Linked DNA regions of Mus musculus: region 1 is linked to region 2. A link is a loop called in an ENCODE intact Hi-C map of the cell type or tissue named here. Cell type or tissue: heart. All regions are shown on one strand. Each heading gives the region's core, and the rest is flanking DNA. Links, peaks and the distances in the headings are about the cores only.

Region 1 (10,500 bases), core at 3,384-5,883, 100 kb after region 2:
GCTCTCATGCCCTCTGGGGGGGTTGGGCTCACCAGCACCATCCCCTCCAGAGCCAGCTCCACTGTGCTACCCAGTCAAGGCATGGGGCCCACACTTCCAAGTGCTGCAACAGGTGAACTACTGAGCCAGCTCTCCCTCACTCATGCATCCATGTATAAGAAAGTCAGAAAAAGGCATTGGGTCCCCTGGAACTGGATTTATAGATGGTTGTCAAACACCATATGGGTGCTCGGAACCAAACCTGGGTCCTCTGCAAAAGCAGTAGTGCTCATATCACTGAGCCATCTCTGTAGTCTCCCAACCCATTTTCTTGATGAAGAACTGGTTTCTCCAACATGGTTCCCTTTTTAAGCATAAACCACCAGTCCGACCTTCCCTCCTTCCTTTAACCTCATGCTTTGGAACTTGATAGACATTTGGTGGGCTGAGATGCTCAAACTTCTGGATACCCTTCCCCCTAACAGCAGCAGATGGTGATGGCACTCTCAGAATTCCTACTTCTGATAACTGCTTTGTATGACCTGCAGCAGTCTCTCTGATACTCACTAGCCTCCTGTGTGACACAGGCTGATTCAATTAAGACAAGTGGTTTTTAACCTCCACTGCACTTTAGATTCACCAAGGGAGCTTTTAAAAATCCTGTGTCTGTGGCCAGGCTACACCCTGGGCCAATTAAATCAAAATCTCTAGAGGAAGGGCCGATTTAAGACTCCTTGAGCGATTCTAATAACCAATGATAGAAGGCACAAAGAAGCCGTGATTCTAGGTACCATTCCTCCCCCCCACCCCACCCCCCGGAGTCTATGCACTAGTCTATTTATTCCTCATTGGCCAGGAGAGGCTACGTATCAGTTCTGATATCACATGACTGGAAACCAGACAGTCCAGGTTGATACTGGGGCAATTCTAATTCCCTGGGCATGTGTAACACAAGAGCAGAGGATGGCTTCCTGCAAGCTGTTGGCAAAACATACACTTAGTGAAGATTGAATACAGTGATGCCACCCATAAAGCACCTTCAACAGTCAATGGGCTGGAAAGACTATGTTCAATATCATTTTCTTTTTCTAGATTGTTTTTTTTCCGGCCAGTGTTCTGATGAGAAATTAAGACTTTAGTACAGGAAAGTCTGTGTTCATTCTAGCAGGTAAGTAACTGTAGCATTGTGTGTGTGTGTGTGTATTAACCGTGTTAGGTCAGAATTGTATTGTATGGGGGTGTTAAGTTTTAGGGGCCATAAACTGATGGAGTATATTGTTGAATATATGTTCCACTGATTTGATACAATGCATATGTTTTTACGTCCTGTAGTCAGTGTGTCATCTGTCTGTTTCTGGCTCTGTCTCTCTCCATTATGGAATGAATGGGAGATTCTGCATTTAGCTGACAGGAAAGTTGTAATTGGTAACATGGTCCTGTTCTGCAGTTGAAACCTTGTATAACCAGATCACCCACCCACCTCTCTACCTACCATCATCATAGGACTTCAGCAGGGGGCTGTGCACCACTAATTCTGAGATGTAGTTTCTCTTACAGTTTACTTATGAGATTCACATACCACGAATTGTTCTCTCTCTCTCTCTCTCTCTCTCTCTCTCTCTCTCTCTCTCTCTCTCTCTCTCTTTCTCTCTCTCTCTCCTTGTTTCTTTCTCTGAATTGGTGTCATCCAATCAGATAGAGCAAATGATGAAACAGGAGCCAAGGCCAGATGTCTCTGCAGGAGACACCAGTGTTGGCTTCCATTGTGGAGGGAAGACAGTGACTTCTTCCAGAACATCTTTTTGTGCTGACAGGCATAGAAGGAATAATACTAACAAGAACCAACATTTCTGGCAGCCACATAGGCTGGGTATTGTCTTGGGTGTTTTGGAAGAAGGCAGGTAGTCTGGTCCAGAGCTCAGTTTCTATGCTCTCTGCTGTAGTACATCTGGCCCTCCAAACAACCACAGACTTAAAGTATTTCTTTTAATAAACATTCTTATTCTTGTCATCATTCCCTAAAATTTGTAACAAGTAATTTCATGACATTAGGTATTATAAGCAATTATAAACACATTGTATGTATAAGTGTGTGTGTCTATGTGTGAGAATGTGTGTGTCTGTGTGTATGTATATGTTTGTGTGAGTATATATGTATGTGTATGATTATGTGTGTGTATGTCTGTGTGTGTATTGAACTCTACTGGGTTCTTTACTTATAGCTGCATTTAACCTGATAGCAGCCTTGAACGTGCTGCATCTGGGTTTATAGTGAGTCAGAAGCTGATACAGGATGCTTCTGTCCCACTCTTCTGATGGCCTCTGTAGGGTCACTCACTAGCCTTCTCCCCCTTTCTGTGTGTCCTAGACTTCTGTGGGTGATGGGTCCCAGCCTTTCATTTCTTCATTTCATTATGGTTGGAAGTTGCCAACAGCAGGTAGGGCTAGAAGTGATAGTGTCACAGGTTCGCCTGGGTTTGGCAAGGGCTGTGACTGTAGCCACCGCATTTCCATGGCTACAGATCTCACCGGGTTCTCAACGGTAAACTTCAGTCTGCCCCTCCAGGCCTAGGAAGACAAAATTTCTCCATGAGTATCTGTTGGCAGCGTACAACAGACTGGACTTGGATGGTCCCCTCCTCAACTACTCCATAGCTGCATCCTTCAGTTACCTTGTGAGAATCTTTGCTGTTGGTCCCTGGATAAGTTACCTGAAACGTAGAGAACTTCACAGCACTTCCAGCTGAGGACTCTCTTTCCCTCTTTCTGTCCCTCCCTCCTCCTTCTCTTTCATCTCTGCTCTAGAGTCCTGCAGATCTAATTACAAAGTCTAGTCTGGTCACCAACGAGTTGTGTGACCTTAGGCAAGTTACTTACCTCATCCCCTCCTCGCAAAGATGCACTTTTCATATATAACAAAAAGATAGTGGTTTGCACGTATGGAAAGAGCTAACACAAGCTAAGAGCTAACATAAGCTAACCTAGCCGGTGTGAGCACGTGGTGAGCAGTTGGTTGAGTTGGAAAGGGCACATATTATAGAGAAATGCCAAATTATGTAGTTCAGTTATGAAGTCAGTTTCTCTGGGATTTTAATTATTGAGCTGATGAGTATCTCTTCAAAGATGACAACTGAAAGTGTAGATAGTGACATGAAGAAGTCTGAGGAGATCTTTCGGGAAGATGCTTTATCTTAAATATGTAAAGCCTAATATGTAACACTTTGTTAGAGCTGGAGAGATGGCTTGGTGGGCAAGAGCCCTTGCTCTGCAAACATGAGGACCTGAGTTCAAATTCCCAGTGCTCTCAAGAGAAGCTGCGCATAGCTGTGCATGCCTGTAAACTCAGCGCTGAAGGGCAGAGAAGGGCAGATTCCCCAGAGCTCACTGGCCAGCCAAGTCTAGCTAATATGGTGAGCTTCTGGTCCAGGGAGAAACCCTGTCTGAGAGCTGTAGGATGAAGAGTGATAGATGCTCTGATCTAGCTGCTGAGTATATGCACACGGGAGGACACACACATACATAAACACACACACGCAATCCAACATGTAATGGCAGTTTTAGTAATCCAAAGGAAATAATCAGACAAAGAGGAATGTACAAACATGACTGAATGATTATTATTAATACTTGGAGTTAAAGAATTCTTAGAAACCTGGGTAATGGATGTGACTGATACAGAAAAGTGACCACAGCACACTAAAAAAGGGTCAGTTGCCAATGGACCTTCTGTTCTGTATTTTTGAAAAACATTAGAAGAGGGGAAATGGAAAAAATATATTTTGAAATAACATCTGGGTAATAGGATCACAGGTGATATCCCCCCCGCCCCCCCCCCCGTCTTGTTTTTCCTGTTTCTCGTGACTTTTCTATGAGTATTGATGACAGGATCATCCTAAGCTGAAAACAGCAAAACTCTGAACTCACGTGGCACAACAGCTCAGCACTGTAGAGCTGATGCCTGAGAGCTTCCTGGCTCTTCCTTCATGGTTTACATGTGGCAGCTTCTGCACCCGTTATCACATCTGTATCGAATCCCTACACCCCAGTCATCACATCTGTATCGAATCCCTGCACCCCAGTCATCACATCTGTATCGAATCCCTGCACCCCTGTTATCACATTGCATTTGATCTTAGCCATATTTTCGTTTTTATCCCTACACCCCTATTATTATATATGTCTTTAACCCCTGCATGACCAAGTACTGCACATACATTCAAAGAAAGAAGTGGACAAGAAGGACTGCTAGGAGGTGGGGTGGGGTGGAGGGAAAGGACAAAAGGCCTGATTTGGGTCCTGTGACTGACCATACCTAGCTGGAAAGTGGATGGGGAGACAGAGTCTGGGAAACAGGATCGAAATCTGCCACTTTTGCAATGTCTGCCATGGCCAGCTACTGATTTTATAACCACTGGAATTTAAAAACCAGTTGTTTCCTTTATCCTTGACTCCTTCGATGTTTTCTCCTTCCCGCCACCCTCCACCTACTCAGGCTGCAACCATCAGCAAATTCACAGTCAACTGAGCCAAAAGGCTGAGGGGGAGACCAGAGAAGAGGCTGCAGCCGCCTCCTGGTGGGAGTGGAGCGATGGGCAGCGAGCCACAGGGCTGGGAACCAGCTTCTCTGTTCCGCTGACCTCATCTGGTCCTTCTGGTCCGAGGTTCTGGCTATGAATGTTTATCAGTGAAGACTTTGACAACTTCAGTAATAATATTTTCTAGGCTGTGCAGAGCTAGCCTGGGTATCTCATACAGAGAGACCTTTGGTTGCCCTCACCAAATAAACAGTTGCCCACAATCCCCACAAAGACAAGGGCTTAGGTTGCCTGGGTTCAAGTCTTGACTGGTGAGACCCTTGTGCCATGTCCCTGGACCATAAGCTGTGTTTGTTTCCTCCCCTGCAAAACAAGAATCCCCAGACTGTGCATTTCATAGGCAACTGGTGAAAGGTGGGCGGAGTCAACCTCTGTCAAGCGCTCAGAAGGCGCTTATCACACAGTGAGGGCTATGGAATGGAAAAATAAAATAAAAAAATAAGTAAACAAGAGAAAGAGCCTTAGGGTGTCTGGGTCCTGTGTGTTTGAAGCTACTTCTCGATCCATACAAAGCTGCAAGGAAGGGGCTGAACTTTTTTTCCTTTGTTCCTTGCTGGCTGAAGCGCACATGTCCTCTGTGGATTGGAGGAGGGTGCACAAGCCATACACATCTGTTGAGATGCCGGAGCAGCTGAAGGAACTCTTGGGGAGCCAGAGGCTATCACTGCCCTTACTAGAGATGGGGAACTGAGGCTGTAGATATGGGCCACAGCCACAGGCCTGGAAATGATGGAGCTGAGATTCCAGCTGGGCCTGTGACTCCCAAACCTGGACAGCCCCTATATTAAGCATAATACTTTTCCCAGACAAATTTTGACAAATCCTGAGGTTCACATTTACATCAATGCTCATTTTTAAAAGGGATCTATTTCTTTATTTTATTTTATTTTATTTTTTTTTTTATTTTTGGCTTTTCAAGACAGGGTTTCTTTGTGTAGCTCTGGCTGTCCTGGAATTTGCAGAGATCAGCCTGCCTCGGCCTCTGAGTGCTGGAATTAAAAACATCCACTACAACCAACCGGACTGGATTTATTTCTTCATATTCAACTTAGCAAGTCCAGAAGTTCAAGGCCAGCTCTGGCCAGCTGAAATAATGATTAACATCAGGGTTATCTTACAGGTCCAAAGTCCTCCCAGCAAACATCCTTTCTGCCCTTAGAATTTGTTGGTGGCCATCTCTGTGAAAGCCTCCCTCAAAGAGAAAAAAGAACTCTTGCCTGGTCGGAGTATTTTACTAAGGACTGCCATCACATCTGAGCAAACCACAGGCATTCAAAGAGGCGTCCCTAGTCCTATCCCTTTAAGAGAAAAGAAAGAAAGAATGACTCAGCCCCACCCTACCCCACCCTGTGCCTGCAAAGCTCTGGAGTCTGTGATGCCCAAGACAGAGCCAAGATAAGAAGAGTTGGAAACAAATTGAACTTAACAAAACAAAAAACAAGCCCTGTTGTTACCAGCTCCTAGGCACTTCTACCCTAAGTTGCAGTGTCCTAGGAAACGTGAACCAGGGTCACCTCTGGCCCCATTTGGGCCTTCTTCCTGGCCCCACCCCAAGCATAGCAACCCTGCCAGAAAACAGGCGCTGCCTCCATCAGCTCCCACCTCCCCCCTCCACGCATCTTTCCCCTTTTATATTGCTGGCTTCATAATGGTTTTCCTCCTGCTGCTGTGGGGTGAGAGGGTGTAAATGCCCCGGAGCAGCTGCGGGGAGCTCTCCAGTGCGGATCCTGTGGGTGGGGCCGGCAGTAGGCAGGAGAGACCAGGAGGGAGATTAGGTGAAACATTAGCCCTGGCCTTTTGGACACGGTCCAGTGTCTTTCAATGATTTCTTTGTGTGCTTTGGGTGCTGGGCTTGTTTGGCAGGGGACGGGCACCCATTAGAAGATTTCACAATGATTTGCCATGTTACAGTTCTAAACATGTCAACTCCTCACCGAGGTTAAATTTGTATTTTTACAGTCTCGTTAGACCTCCCCCCTCCCCCCAACACACCCTCCTCCCCCTAGGGAGCTTGAGGGAAAAGTACTCTAAGAGAATTAATCAAAATGACTAGGTAATGCTCTAAAAATAATAAATGTCGTTATGGGCTGGATCTCTTTCAAGTTCGAGTTCATTCTGTAAGCTTGGAGATCCACACGTCCAGTTGCCTGTCTTATGAGCTTTTTATTAGAAGAAAGTGGCCTGTTGTATAGAGACAGGTACTTTATGAAGACACATGGATGCTGCGACTCTCCCAACACTCAACTGTTTTTTTTTTTTTTTCAGCTAGATTCATTAAGCAATGTGACCTCGGAGGGGGCAAAGGGCAGACGCAGGAATCACTTCTTACCCTCTGTTCCTTCACCAGCCTTGCAAATTGGGATCTGCTACAGACCTGCTCAGAGCTCTGAAAGTAAGGGTGGCCAGGTCAGGGTCCAGATTCACCTCACTCACTCACAGGAGAGATGCTGCGTGCAAACAGCAACAGTAACAGCAATCAAATGAGCCAGTAACTCTGTATGTGTGTGTGTGGTGGTAGTGGTGTGTGTGTTGTTGTTTTGTTATCAGACAGATTCCCCCTATGGAAGCAGCTGGCTTTGAACTTGGCATCCTCTTGTCTCAGCCTCCCAAGTGCAGGGATTACAGTTGTGCAACTGTTACTATCACCATGGTTTCAAGACGCCTTCTGGGATATTAACTACAATAACAAAAAAAAAAATTGTGTGTGTGTGTGTGTGTGTGTGTGTGTGTACTCATTCTGGAGTGTGTGGAGGCCAAAGGTTGATGTCAGGGGCTTTCCTTAGTTGCCCTCTACCTTATTTTTTGAAACAAGGTCTCACACTGATCCTGGGGCTCCCTGACCCAGCTAGGCTGTCTGGCTAGCGAGCCCTAGGATACCCCCATCTCTGGGTGTCTCTGCTTCAACAGAGCTTGGATTCCAAATGTGTGCGGCCATACCTCGCTTTTGCATGGATACTGGAACGGTAAACTCAATCCTAATGCTGCATAGCAAGGAATGTATGTGTGCAACCATCTCCTCAGCCTCCTCCGCCTCTCAAGAATGTTGTTACGTGATGGGGAAAAATATGTAGCTGGGTCTTAGACTCCTACGGCCATTAAGCCTGGCTGTAACAAGATCAGATAGACCTTAAGGTGAGACTGAGAAGGAAAATCTAAATTGGAGAAAAAAGGAAACGGTGGTGATGAGTTGAATCCCTTGCCTACTTTAACTGATACAATTTTCTGGTTTTCCATTGGCCTTTTCAGTGAGTAGATGCCCCCAGATATCCATGAGCAAGGACCCTAACCACCCACAGCCCATAGATCATTTATGTGTGTCAGGCAGGGCTACTAGGTCAGAGTGATTGTGAAGAAAAATAGGAGCGAGGACTCCTGCAGCTTGATTGTGCTTGCTATTTGTGTCCAAGTCTGAGCCTGGCTGCTCTTGGGCCAAGTCACAAAGATATTTCCAACCTAAGAAATGTCATCAGGCCTGAGACTGCCCCTTAGATAATTCCTGGACCTTCATCTTCCAAAGAAAGGCTGATTGCAGTGTTATGGGTCCCAACCTTCGTTAGCCAGCCTCTATAAATCATGGCCTGGCAGAAAAGACCGGAGGGTCATGGGTAATTGAATTCCAACCAACCTTCACACCTAATTCAAGTCAACTCTCAGACCTCTTTCCTGGATCAATCTGCTGACAGAGCTGGTAAGTAACTATTGTTTTTAATTTTGAAAAAACCTCCACTGAGGGTCTATTGTGCATTTAGATTTGTGAGAGATGGAGCTATCATCTTCATTCATTCATTCATTCATTCATTCATTCATTCGTTAACTCACTCACTCAGTCAGCCAGTCCAATCTCCAGAATCCAGACTCATGAGTTAAGAGATAGTGGGAAGGAAGGGAAAGGTCACCTTGGGGTCAATCCTGGATTAAAAGAGTTCTCCAGACACCCTAACCTCCAGTCACTGCTGGGAGATAAGTCCTCACACTGTGGAACCGAAGCTTGTACTGTGTGAGAAAACAGATAAAGAAACAGCTTCCTTCCTTTCAAAGAACAGCCAGCCTCCAATCCTGAAGACGCATTCAGGTTCCCTTTCCACCATATCTGATGTGGGACGTCAGATGTGTTTTTTCACACGTTTTGGGTTTAAGGGATCTCGTCTGTGATGTGGAGTGGGCTGTGTGTTTGGGGACGGGAGAGGATAGTACAGCCATCACTAATTGAGCCCTGCCTGGGAAAGTGCTGGAGAACTCTAGGCTCCTCACCCGTGTGCTAAGGACTCTCACTCTCTGTCCGGACTCAGCAGCCCCAGAGCCTTGCTTGACAGGCCTGCCTGGAAACTAAGCCTGAGGCAGACAGCGCTTATTCAAGAGTCAAGGTTTGTGAACCGTCTTCCGAAATCCCTCCGTTCAGTGTGTTTAATAAGCCGTATCTCTCTGCTCGCCTGAGTGTATACAAGCCTGGATTCCATGACTAGGACACAACCTTGGCATTTTACATTTTCCAAAACCCATGGCTCTTCCTTCCTCCTTCCAGAGGCCACATCACACCCTGGCACTTTTCCTCTTTCTCAGACAGTTGCAACCCAGCTTATGGGTGACGCTCCATGCTCTGGTCCTCCAACCCATAATGAATTGAGCACACTGGCTCACTACAGATAGTATTCTTGGCAGCAATACGAGTTGGAGCAATGAGTCAAGATTGTGCAGAGGTTTGCTCGGGGGGAGAAAAGAATTAATGTGAGTGAATAATTTTTACTTTCTTGTTTTAACTCCAGAACGATAAGAGGCCCCCGTGATGTAGCCAGCGGCCCAGGGACCCTGAAAAGCCCGGAAGACTGTGTTTAGGTGGGAATGTTAATGGAATTATCCCTTGCTGCTGGCTAAGAGTCTGCTGTTGAGAGATAATTACCCAGGCAAAGATGAAGCATCATGGGAGCCTAATGCTGAGGCAAAGACCGAATTGTTTATTTTCCATGTTGCCGCATAATCGCCTTCGCCATTTAACTTCATTAACATCTTGGGTAACCCCGGGCCACACAATTTTACTTAAAAGAGAGAAATTAAGTAACCCTGAACTTACATGTAATTGTAAACAAAGTTATCGGAGATGTGGCTTGAGATGTTTTCGCTGTTGCAGTGGGTGGCAAATGAGTCCCTCTTTTCTTCTATCCTCCCTTCTCCCTGAGAGAGGAAAGTAAGACCAACCTTTGCTGGATGCTCACCGTAGACCGACCCTTGCATTGAACATCACACATACACTGCCCTCTCTATTGTCCATGTGCAATTCCATGAGTTGTTAGTAGAGGAAACTGTCAGAAAGGTGAAGAAACTTGCCTGAGGTCCCATGACTTGTGAGCGGAGCAGTGAGGGTTTCAAATGTGACAGATTGGTCCCAGCTGTGTCCAGAGAAATCACAGGACCATGCTTGTTCCAGCTTCTCAAGTCTGCTCTCCTAGACTCTACAGAGGAGTCCAGGCATTTATTACCCCTCCAGCTGTCAGGGCTGACTTTATCGGAATGCCTGCCAAGTCTCCCATCCCATCTCCCCTCCAGTTCTTTAGTCTGTATTTCTGTTTTATTGAGAAAACATCTGCAACCAACCCCGTGTGGTCACCGCTAAGTGTCTTAAGTCATCCCCCACAGGCCTTTGTGTTGGACAGGTTCCCTCCCTTCTCTGGACGATCTGTAACCAATCATTGTCTCTTCAATCTCTATCCCTCTCCCAAAAGTCGTAAAAGCTACACCAGAAAACCTGAAAGATGTTTTGGTACACATCTGTTAGTCTCTACCCAAACTCAATAATCGTTAACACTTTTCCACATTGAAAGTTCCAATTTATCAATCCAGTTTCCCCTAGACCACTTGAAAGCCTGTTCCAGAGACACCTCAGCCCAGAATGCTTCAGCAACGTAGCCTGCATCTCCCAAGAACATGGGAC
Region 2 (10,500 bases), core at 4,270-6,769:
ATATAGATTTCTTGTCCCCATAACAAAGTATCTGACATAAACAGGGATGCCAGGGGGCGGGGGCAGGCGTATGGCAAGGAAGCCCATGGAGGTCTGGAGCGTAGAGTGCACGACGCTCTGACCATCATTTCACAGTGCTCTTCCTCATGCTCCAGCTCTTTCATTCTTTCTTCCCCCTTTTCCATGAAGTTCTCTGGGACGTGTGTGTGTGTGTGTGTGTGTGTGTGTGTGTGTGTGTGTGTGTGTGTGTGTAATAGCTATAGCTGTATGATTTAGGGGTGAGCACTCAACAGTAATACTTTTGCTCAGCCCCTTGACCAGTTATGAGTCTCTGTATCAATTCCTATGTATGGCAGAAAGAAGCTCTTCTGGCCAGGGGCAAGCTGCCCAATCTGTGGGTATAAATACAAGAATTTAAATATTTAGAAGGTAGTTTGATAACTACAACAGTAGTAGACTCCCTCCTAGGGCCTATGACCTTTAAAGCCATGGGCTTCTGCCAGGTTTATAGTACTAGCATGCCTTCTCTCCTGTAGAACAAGCCTCAGGAGCTAATCAGAAAGCGGTTGGTTACCTGTATAACCTTCATGCCACTATTACACCAGCGGCACTTTGGTATTAAACATCCAGGATTCACCAGTGGATAAGACCACTGATGCCTTTTTGTTTTCCCCTTCAGCAGGCTATGTAGCACATCCCAGCACTATGAAAAATAGCCACCAGGAAAGAAGTTTACAGGTTAATTCCAACTTGATGTCACCATCCTGAAACTGAGGCCACTTTGGAGCAGGGATCTTACCTAGAGCATTAACCAAAATCTTACATAGAGCATCCCTAAAAGCTGGGCTGGAAGGAAACTTCTAATGGAGAGTCTTAGTCTCTTTCCAGATAGCTCCAGCCTCTCTGGAGGTGCTTTGGGATGGCCAAGGGAAGGTGTGGCAAGGGCAAATGATGCTACAGCCTCCACCCCCGTTCAGTCTGAACACCTCTACCTTCATCTGTCCTCTCCGTTGATTGAGCACATTGTTCTTATGAGAAAAAAAAAAAAGATGGCAAAAGTACATGCTGTCAAGTGAGGTTTGAAAAATCTCTCGCCTCCTCAAAGTCAGGTTTAAAAATGGCTTATCCTTTCCAGCATTCTCATTTTATAAATAAGAAAGCTGACAGCAGCAAAGCTCAAATGGCTTGATCAAGTGGTAGCCGACAGCTGAGCTCTCCCGCACCCTCCTTCCCTTTTCTGCAAAACTGTTGGTAGACATAACAATTGACACTCAGTCTGGACAGGGTATGAAAGAGGGGATCTGTTGCAGACATTCTTCTTTGTAAGATGGGATTTCTCTGGGCTGCCTCACCATCTAGGAACCTCGTGGAAGAAACGCCGCAGGGCTCTCCAACCGAGCTATGGAGGAAAAAAATACAATACAATTGAAAACCATCAGGACCTGTGGACTCTGGGGTTGGTTTGGTGAGAGTTCTCATACTATAAGCACTATTGGCAACCATGGGCCATCGTAGCAGGCTGCTTTGCCATATGACTGTAACTATGGGAAAGAATTCAGAAAGCATCTTGACTTTGGCTTTGATCAGGGCCTCTCTGAGCCAGTGGCTGCATTGGGCTGTTTTGGGTCCGTGTTGTCTGCCTAGTGTTCTCTTTACTCTGTTTGTGCTTACTTGATTTTCAAAGGCCCTTTAGCTTGTGTCAGATAATCTGGTGGTCAGTTCCTTATTCCTCTACCTCCTCTTCTGAGTATTGTTCTGTCTTGGGTTTCATGCTAGCCCCCGCTATCAGATCAGTCTGGGGAGTGGTCTGCTCCTCTTTTCTATCAGGTTTTTTGTTTGTCTTTTCATATAACCAAAGCTAGAATTTGCCACTTAATCCGAGCTGGCTTTGAACTCATGATTTTCTTATTAGCACTCTGGACTGTGTCAACTCTGAACTTTCAGAAGTCCTTGTGCTTTCCTTTCTATCTAGGAAATCCCTTAAGCCAAAATGACCTGTGTCTCTGTTTTTAAGGATAATGAAAAAAAGATAAAGGCAGGATGAGAGGAGGGAGCCGGAAGAGCTGCACACAGAAGAAAGGGAGGTAGCGGGAGGGCCTGAGAGGCTCCCCACAGGATGAAGCAGTGGAAAGTCTGGCCTCAACAGACTTCTTATGGAGGATGAGGGGAAAGAAGATGGGCGAGTCGCCTGGAGGGCCTTGAGGAAGATCTATGCACTACCCTATCCAGTAGGAATTTCCTTTGCAGAAATCTAGCAGATAAACCAAAAGAAATGAAGTCACACACACCAGTCAGTCTAGCAGAAGATGTCTTCGCTGTGCTTTTCTTTACTGTGGTAGTGAAAATGAGAGCAAGCTGAATAGCAAGGGCAAAGGAGCAAGATAGGATGAATAAGAGAACACTGCAATGAAGTCTACGGGTCCACTCATAGTCAGAAATGGAGCCTCTAGTGTTGCGTTGCTCAACACAGTAGTCACTAGCAGCTCACTCCTAGCTATGGGAATTTGTATTTGAAACATGTCTGGAAGAAATTAAGTGAATGGAGGTATAGAGGAAGTTACCAGGTTGAGAGTTGGAGAGGGGTCATCAGGAAGAATCTGGGGTTCTCTAGTGGGCCTCACAGACAAAGGGGAAGTAGAAGAGACTTCAGAGGGAGCTAGGATTTTAGGCCATCTGTGGTTGTAGAGAAAATGGCACCCGCTTTCTACCAAGTGCAAGGACTGGCTATGAACAGCACTGAGGAAAAAGCCCAGTGAGGTATAGGGGCGCTTTCTCCAGAGACAGGTGGCTCACTCTGTGCTCTCCCTCTGGCTGCTAAGTAGTACTGTGGAGTGGAGCAGCTTTTCTATTCGCCCAGCTTTTTCTCGGATGTCACACCATGAAGCCAAACTTCTTGAGAATCACTTCTGGGATGTTTCCTCTCTGAATTGATTTTACAGTTACAACCTTTTATCTAAACCTTCTTCTATTTCTTTCTAGCTTGGAGATAGGTAGCCAAACAAGCTACTTCCTTCCTGAGTTCTGTTCAATTCAACACTGCAAGCCTCTCCCAGACAGTCGGTGTTGATTATCAGCCACCTTGTGGGTTTTGATGTCTGACGAGTACAAACTCACACGCTTTGATATGTATTGTTGTGTGTGAACTGTTATGTACTTCTATTGAACGTTTAAACAAACTATTGAATCTGTGCCCATAGAAAACCTTTAGTAGCACAGAAATGTGCATGGGTTGGTGTGTATATGGGTGTGGTCTACACAGTCACTGAATAATGAGCCACGTACTGTATGTCAGGCCCTGTGGGAGATAAAAGCCTAAACATTACGTCCTGCTTCCTAAGCATATTTCAACCAAAAGGACAGAGATTTAATCATTTCCAGGTAAGTCTTAAACTAGAAAACCAATGGGCTTCATAGATATATTTTAGAGCCGACAGCATTGAAGTCAAACATTTTTGTCTTTATAGAAATCACCCACAGTCGCTGTGAATGAACCCTCCCTTCTGCAGATGGCAATGTATAGCACATCTTAGGTACAACTCTAGGTGGTATAATTTACTCATGTAATTAAACTATATTTATAGTTACCACTATATTTATGAGGGCTTAGTCTTCTTAGTTTTCTGTGGGCGTGACAGAATAGCACAGGCCAAGCAACTTAGAAGTGAAATTTAGTTCTCAGGGTTTTTAGATTATTCAAGCAGTTGTGGAGAGACACAAAACAGAAAGAAAGGCTTGTGCTGACATTAGGTGGGACAACAGGGTACCTTTGTCATTCACACATGCGGATAGCCAAAATGCCTACAGAGGAGATGGGATGCAGCCCCTTGTTGAGATAGAAAAGACTTCTGTAGTCTGCACGAAAGGGAAGCTGGGAAGTGTAGTCTTTCAGTAGGAAACTATCTGCTGTGGCAGGGTGGAGACCAAGGCTAGAGGCTGCATCTGGAAAGGGCTTTCTTGTTGTATCAAGAGGAACATATACGAGTAGCTAGGATGCGGGGGCTGGGGGTGGGGCTCTTCCTCTTCTTATAAAGCCACTGGTCCCAGCACAGGGATCCTGCCTTATGGCTTCATCTAAGTCTGATCACTTCCCAAGAGACTTGTCCCCAGATATCACTACTATGTGGATTTCCAGGTTTTCAGCAGCATGAGCTTTGGGGGACACATTTAACTATGTATATGGTTTCCCTTGTAAAGACCTAGAATTAAAAACAAAAAACAAGTAAGACATAGGTTTTTTTATTTGCTTGTTGGTTCTTGGTTTTTTGAGGCAGGGTTGGTTTCTCTGTGTAACAAGCCCTGGCTGACCCAGATTCACTTTGTAAATCAGGACCATAGAGATCTGCCTGCCTCTGCCTCCTGAGTATTGGTATCAAAGACATGCAACACCAGTCCTGGCAAGATGTAGTTCTGAGTCTCAGGTCACACTGGCTATCTGGTAAGAAGGGCAAGTTACAAATACAAGATCCCCGGTAGGCACGATGGTGTGGTGTAAGCCCTTGGAGGCGTCACAGAAGACAGCCATGTGCCACATCCCCTGTTGCTGAGCCTGCATCACTGAGTACAGGGTCTGGGTGATGATCTGCCTCTCTGATGGTCTCCTGGCCTCCTGCTGAGTAGTGGTTCTCCTGTGCTAGATCTGTGGGTCCGTGGCCTTGTAAGGCTGAAGGACTCAGCCCAGCAGGACTTCCTGCTTGAGCTGCTCCACAGGCCATCTTGCTGCAGTTCTCTTTTACTCTTGGTCTGGAACCAGGAAGGGTAGCTGCTCCGTTTTCCTCCTCTGATAAAGCTGTTGATACCCATCCTGGCTCACTATGCAGCTGGGATGGGGCCAAGAAACCCATTAAGAGCTTCTAGTTGTCTTTAGGATAAAATCCAACCTTCCTCCAAGGCCGGCCCTAATCTTGATGGCTGTCTTCCCCGAACTGCCCCTACCATGGCTCTTTTGGACAGCTGCCAAACCCCATCCTGTGGTCTCTTCAGGTGCACCACCCACCCTTCAGGCTCTTCTCCAACCTTTGTACATTGTCTTCCTTGGGCCTAAAGTACTTTCCCTCCTAAGCTGTGCCTGCCAGATCTGTATCACGCTCCGGCCCTCGGCTTCTAGGTCATTTCCTTAGGCAAGTCCCTGCTGACCTCGGAGATAAGGTGGCTTCTAGATGACCCAGGACCTATCTCAGTCCCCATCAAATGTCAGAGAGAATGTTGTTCCCTTTCTTCCTGTCTGCTGTAACCTGCAGAGGGAGGGCACAGACCGCATCAGTTTGGCAGGCTTGGGGACAGCCTTTTGGGCCGATGAGCCGGATCGCCAACATGTGCAGGAAGGTGGGCTCAATGTCTAGTTCAGTGTTTCTGTCTAGAAAATGCTTATGTTTTGGACAAGGAACCCCCCACATAGCTTCATTCTGTACTGGGCCTCAGATATTATGCAGCTGATAAGTGGACTGGGAAATGAATTAGTGTACATAACATATTGTTTATATTCTATTTATACACGCATTAGTTCTTGTAGTATATTGAATCAAAAGGTGGGTCAGAAAGATCACCCGTTGAGTAAAGAAGCTGACAAGTGAGTTTGTTTGTTTGTTTGTTTACTTGAGAGGAAGGGTGTCTTCAGGCTGTCTTGGAAGTCTCTGTGGCACGGGCTGACCTTGACTTCACAGTGATCCACAAGCTTCTGTTTCCCATGTGCTGGGATTACAAGTGTGAGCCACCACAGCAATCTGGAGATGACCTGAGTTTGAGTCCACAGAGTGAGAGGAGAGAACGGACTCCCACAAACTGTCCTCTGACCTCCACACATGTTCCACAGAACCCACATGCCCCCCCCAACACACATACCAAATAAACATAAGTGTAAAATAAATAAATAAAAACAAGGCAATCTTTGAAAGAATTGTGTGCTGTCTGTTCTGTGAGATAGGTTTTCATTAAAAATTGCATTTTATGTGACCATAACCAAGTGTGTATCTGGAATGGTTTACTTAGTCTTAGCTCTCACTGAGAGTGTAAGTTGGGAATGAGGGGTGCCCAATCCTAGCCCTTGGGGAGTGGATGCAAGAAAGCTAGAAGGTTGAAGCAGGGGGATCACAAGTTGGAAGCTAACCCAGGTTACATAACAAGATCTTGTCTAAAACAAAACAAACAAAGCAACCACCACCGCTGTAAAAACCACACGGTCTGGGTGGCTACGACCCAACCAGCGTATTTCTCACATTCTGAGATGCTCAGGAAGAGCCAGGCATCGGTTGGGCTGATGATGTCAGCCTCCTCCTCACAGGTGGGACATTCTCCCTGGGTCTTTTCCTGGTGGGAGAGATGGCAGTGCCTCCTTTGGGCTTCATTTAGAAGGCTGTACTATCATGATTCAATCACTCCTAATACTGTAACCTCTGGGATCAGGATTTCAGTCTGTGTATTTGGGGGGTCATGGAGGACAGATGCACTCAGTCTATACAAGGGAGTCTTTTTTTTAAAAGGATCTTTGAGTTATCACCATCATGTCTAGTAGGGCAATGGCTGTCTTTAGCATCTATTTGTTTATTTATTTAGTATTTATTTATTTATGTACTTATTTTTATGTGTATGGGTCCTTTGCCTGCATGTTTGTCTTTATGACACATGCATGCTTGGTACCTGCTGAGACCAGAAGAGGTTGCCACACCTCCTGGAACTGGAGTTGCAGACATTTGTGAGCTGCCATGTGTGGGTGCTGGGAATCGAACCCAGATCCTCTGAAAGAGTCTCAAGTTCTCTTAACTATTGAATGGGTCCTCTCTTCAGCTCCCTGTCTTTACCATCTTTGGTCACATGGAGAAGGCAGTTTATTTTAGGGAGGAAGGGTCAACTGTGGATTCTAATGCAGTGGGTCCCAGAGCCTCTAGAACATGTGACAGGCTCATTTTCGTTCTCACTACTGTGCATCAGGAAGGGCCAGAACAAGGTCTGGCTGGCCTGATCTCTTCTCTGCAACTTCCCCGATTCCAGACTGGCTTCCCCGGTTCTAAAGCAGGCGTGGGAAAGGTTTCACACCACCTCCCACCTGTCTTTCCAGGAACTCAATTCTGCCAAGAAAGCCACTCCACTGAGGGACGAGTGGGGATGGGGGTGGGGTGGAGGTGGGGGAAGAATGTGGAAGCCACGCCCAGAGCCCCTAAGCTCACCGTTCTTTTATCTCTGTGTGTGACTGTCTTTGTCCTTGTAATAGCTCCTTCTCCTTGCCCACCACTCTCTCTTCATTTCTCTACTTAAGGCCTGGCCATCTTTAAGGAAGCTGAACTCTGCCTTCCCGGAGCTCCGTCACCCCCGCACCCTGCGTCCTGCACGGTCAGCGCTATCCACCCTGTGCATTCTCACAGTGGCCGACTTCCTGTGTCCTGGTGGCTGGGCGAGTATCATCTACTTCCTTGTTTGTTTTTCTGGGATTTTAGAGTTCTCCACGGGCCTGGCTTTGCCTCTTCAGTATCAAGAACATCTGGGACATGGTATATTAATAAGCGCCTGTAGAAGCGGTGGATGCTTAAGAGAACGAAGCTCTCTTTCCAAACAGTCTTTTCGGAATTAGGACGCTCCTTGGGTTTCACTGACTGCCCTGCATTTGTTGGCCTGTCTTCACCCTGTCTTAAGGTCTTGCTATAGGAAGGAGAAGAAGGAACAGGCTTTCCTACTTAATGTAGCTCCTGCCATGTTGCCCTCATTTGTCCCTCAGAGACATTCAAGTTTATAGATGGTCAATTGTGGCTATCAAGTAGCATGCATGATGGAAATATAAACTCAAGGTCTGCTTTGGCTAAGCACCAGGCTGGGGCTTACCCAGCTCCATGGAGGAACCAGATACAGTGCCTGGCTTGAGAGTTAAAAGTCTATGCAGGAGCAGGGCATGGTGTCTCATGCCTTTAATTCCAGCTCTTAGTGGTTGGGGCAGAGGCAGGTGGATCTCAGTGAGTTCAAGGCTAGCCAAGGCTACACAGATAGTGAATTCCAGGGCAGTCAGAGATACATAATGAAACCCTGTCTCAAAATAACAACAATGAAAGTAATAATAATAAAATAAAATTTAAAATGTTTATGAGGACTGCTGGGTGTGGGGTGGTACATGCCTTTAATCCTAGCACTCAGAAAGCCGAGGCAGGAGGCTCTCTGGGAGTTCAAGGACAACAAGGCTCCATAGTGAGACCTGTTTTCAAAGTTTTAAAAGTGAGAAGGCTATGAGGTAATCCAGACTACAGACATCAGAAGAGTGAAGCAGCAGCCCCTCTGCCTTGAGGATGGAGCACTAAGCATTCATGAAAATGCCAAGCTGGTATTGGAAAGCTTTAAACTAAGACAATCCTTGAACATGTATGTGCTTGTTAGCCCTCAGAACTTTCATGGGGCTAAGTATAAATTCTGTGTCATTTTCAAGACAGGGTTTCCCTCTGTGTAACAGAGTCCTGGCTGTCCTGGAACCAGCTCTTTTGCTCACAAAGATCTGCCTGTCTCTGCCTCCTGAGTGCTGGAATCAAAGGTGCACGCCACCATGACCGGCTAATTCTATTCTTCTCAGAGAAGGAAACTAAAGTGAAGAGAGTGACACAGATGGCAGGATGTTCAGGGTGTCTCCTGGGATCAGCATCACTAAGGTCAGTCCCCTAACTATCTGATATACAGTCTTCCTTCCAGAAGGTTCAGTAGGGAGGAAGCAGATGCTGAGGCCCTGTGAAGGCTTGAGAAGCCTTTGAGGTGGCAAAGAGCAGCTTGACTTAATGCAGTTAAGCTGTAAGTATGGTTTTGGAGTTTTGGTTCTTTGAAAACTAGCCATCCTGGAGGGTCTTGAATACAAATGTTCCAGGAATAAGAGTGGGAAGCTGCAGAGTGTGGTAGGGAATGGACTGGGAAGGAGATGAGATAAGATCTGAGGCTCACTGGGGCTGGAGAGTAAGCAGCGATGCTCTCATTACAGAGGCCTGGCTTGAAGATGGAGGCCAGTGGTCCTCAGCACATGTTCAGAGGATAGGACATGATCGGGCCAAGTCTACACCAATGCGGGCCCCAGCTGGCATTCACAGTATAATCCAGTAATTGGGAGTCATCCAATACACTAGACAGTGGGGCAGTGCATCACAGTCGGGGGTTGCTAGTGAGCTCTGACCTGAGGAGGAGAATCTACTCATCATGGAGAGGAGACAAGCCCAGGGCTGGTAAAGATGCTGTGCTAGAGGGAGAGAGGCAGACTGGATGTGGGCCTGGATTGTTGGACAGGGTGTGTTGGGAGTTGCGGAGATGGAAGCATGAGAAAGGTGCCATTTGTGACTTTCTGCCCTTCCTCAGATGAATTGACACGTGTGAGCTCCATTCTTCTTTTTTTTTCTTTCTCTCTCTCTCTCTCTTTTTTTTTTTTTCAAGACAGGGTTTCTCTGTGTAGCCCTGGCTGTCCTGGAACTCACTCTGTAGACCAGGCTGGCCTTGAACTCAGAAATCTACCTGCCTCTGCCTCCCAAGTGCTGGGATTAGAGGCGTATGCCACCATGCACAGCGTGAGCTCCATTCTTGCCTACAGTCTTGCGAGGGAGGATTGGTTCTCATACTTTATAGATACGATCATAATTTATTAGAGTCTCCAGGGCTAATCAGAGGCCATGGTCGAGGCCGAATTTGAACACAGACCTCATTGTCCATCCCCAATACACAGTGAGGGCAGAAGGTCCCCAAGGGGACCTAGGAAACCAAGTTGTGCCTGTCTCCTCTGATGAGATTTATGACTGGATGACCAGACTTCTCCCATCCTGCTTCTATCCCAAGCTCCTTACAAGGGAACCTGCTTGGAGGTGCTCAAGTCAGGGCTTGCAAATGGAAGGGGCCCTCAGGAGACCTGGGGGATGGGGCAAGGCTAGGGCAAGGCCTGGGAGTAAGTGTGGTTAGGTTGAATTAAGTGGAAGAGTAAGTTGCTCAGAATACCGCAGGCCTACACCATTCTAAAATGAGTTTACAGTAATTCTAGATAAAAAACATGACATTCAGAGACAATGCTTAGAGATGGGGGGGCGGGGTTGGTTTATTTTATTTTATTTTATTTTTCTCTGACAGTTTCAATATAATTTAGCACTTTCACTTTGGCAGATAGGCCTGACCTTTCTGTGGTCTGAGGACCGCTGACTCAACATCGGGGTAAGGCATGGGGCACACATGACTGAAAGCTAGCCTAGCTATTTCCAGTGCCCCGTATCTCCTCACTTGGACTTTGGAAATCTCTGAAACCTGGACCCTTCGCTCTGATGGAACTGGGTCTAGGTAGGGCATTCATTACTTAGAACCTTTTTAAAAATGAGGAATTTCCCCCAAGTTCACAAGAGGCAGAGCAGGGTGCTGGTTTAGCTCCATTCTTCCCCATTTTTTTCTTAGGTGGTGCAGATGGAGACTGGAGAAAGAAAAAGAGGAAGGAAGAGGAGCGGGGGAGGGACCACAGCAGAGTCGGGGAGCTCTCGCTTCCCAGGGAAGACTTTGTTTCTTCCCAGAGCTCAAACT

Evidence for each region. Peaks named below come from ENCODE experiments on the same cell type or tissue, not always from the same donor. Only the 100,000 strongest peaks of a DNase experiment are listed, where the experiment ranks them.
Region 1: a loop joins it to region 2, with 2.2 times the contacts of the local background. A loop is called at or near these places in 1 of 42 quality-filtered maps.

Annotation. Positions count from the first base shown.
Region 1 is chr5:64,575,692-64,586,191 of GRCm38, reverse strand. No RefSeq gene overlaps it. Among named protein-coding and RNA genes, the nearest start is that of Gm3716, 30 kb to the left of the region's middle. In heart, for the core only: a CTCF peak has its summit at 4,556 (motif pointing left); DNase peaks (open chromatin) are centred at 4,571, 4,901 and 5,201; H3K27ac peaks cover 1,462 bases.
Region 2 is chr5:64,677,031-64,687,530 of GRCm38, reverse strand. No RefSeq gene overlaps it. Among named protein-coding and RNA genes, the nearest start is that of Gm26761, 17 kb to the left of the region's middle. In heart, for the core only: a CTCF peak has its summit at 5,231 (motif pointing right); a DNase peak (open chromatin) is centred at 4,980; H3K27ac peaks cover 380 bases.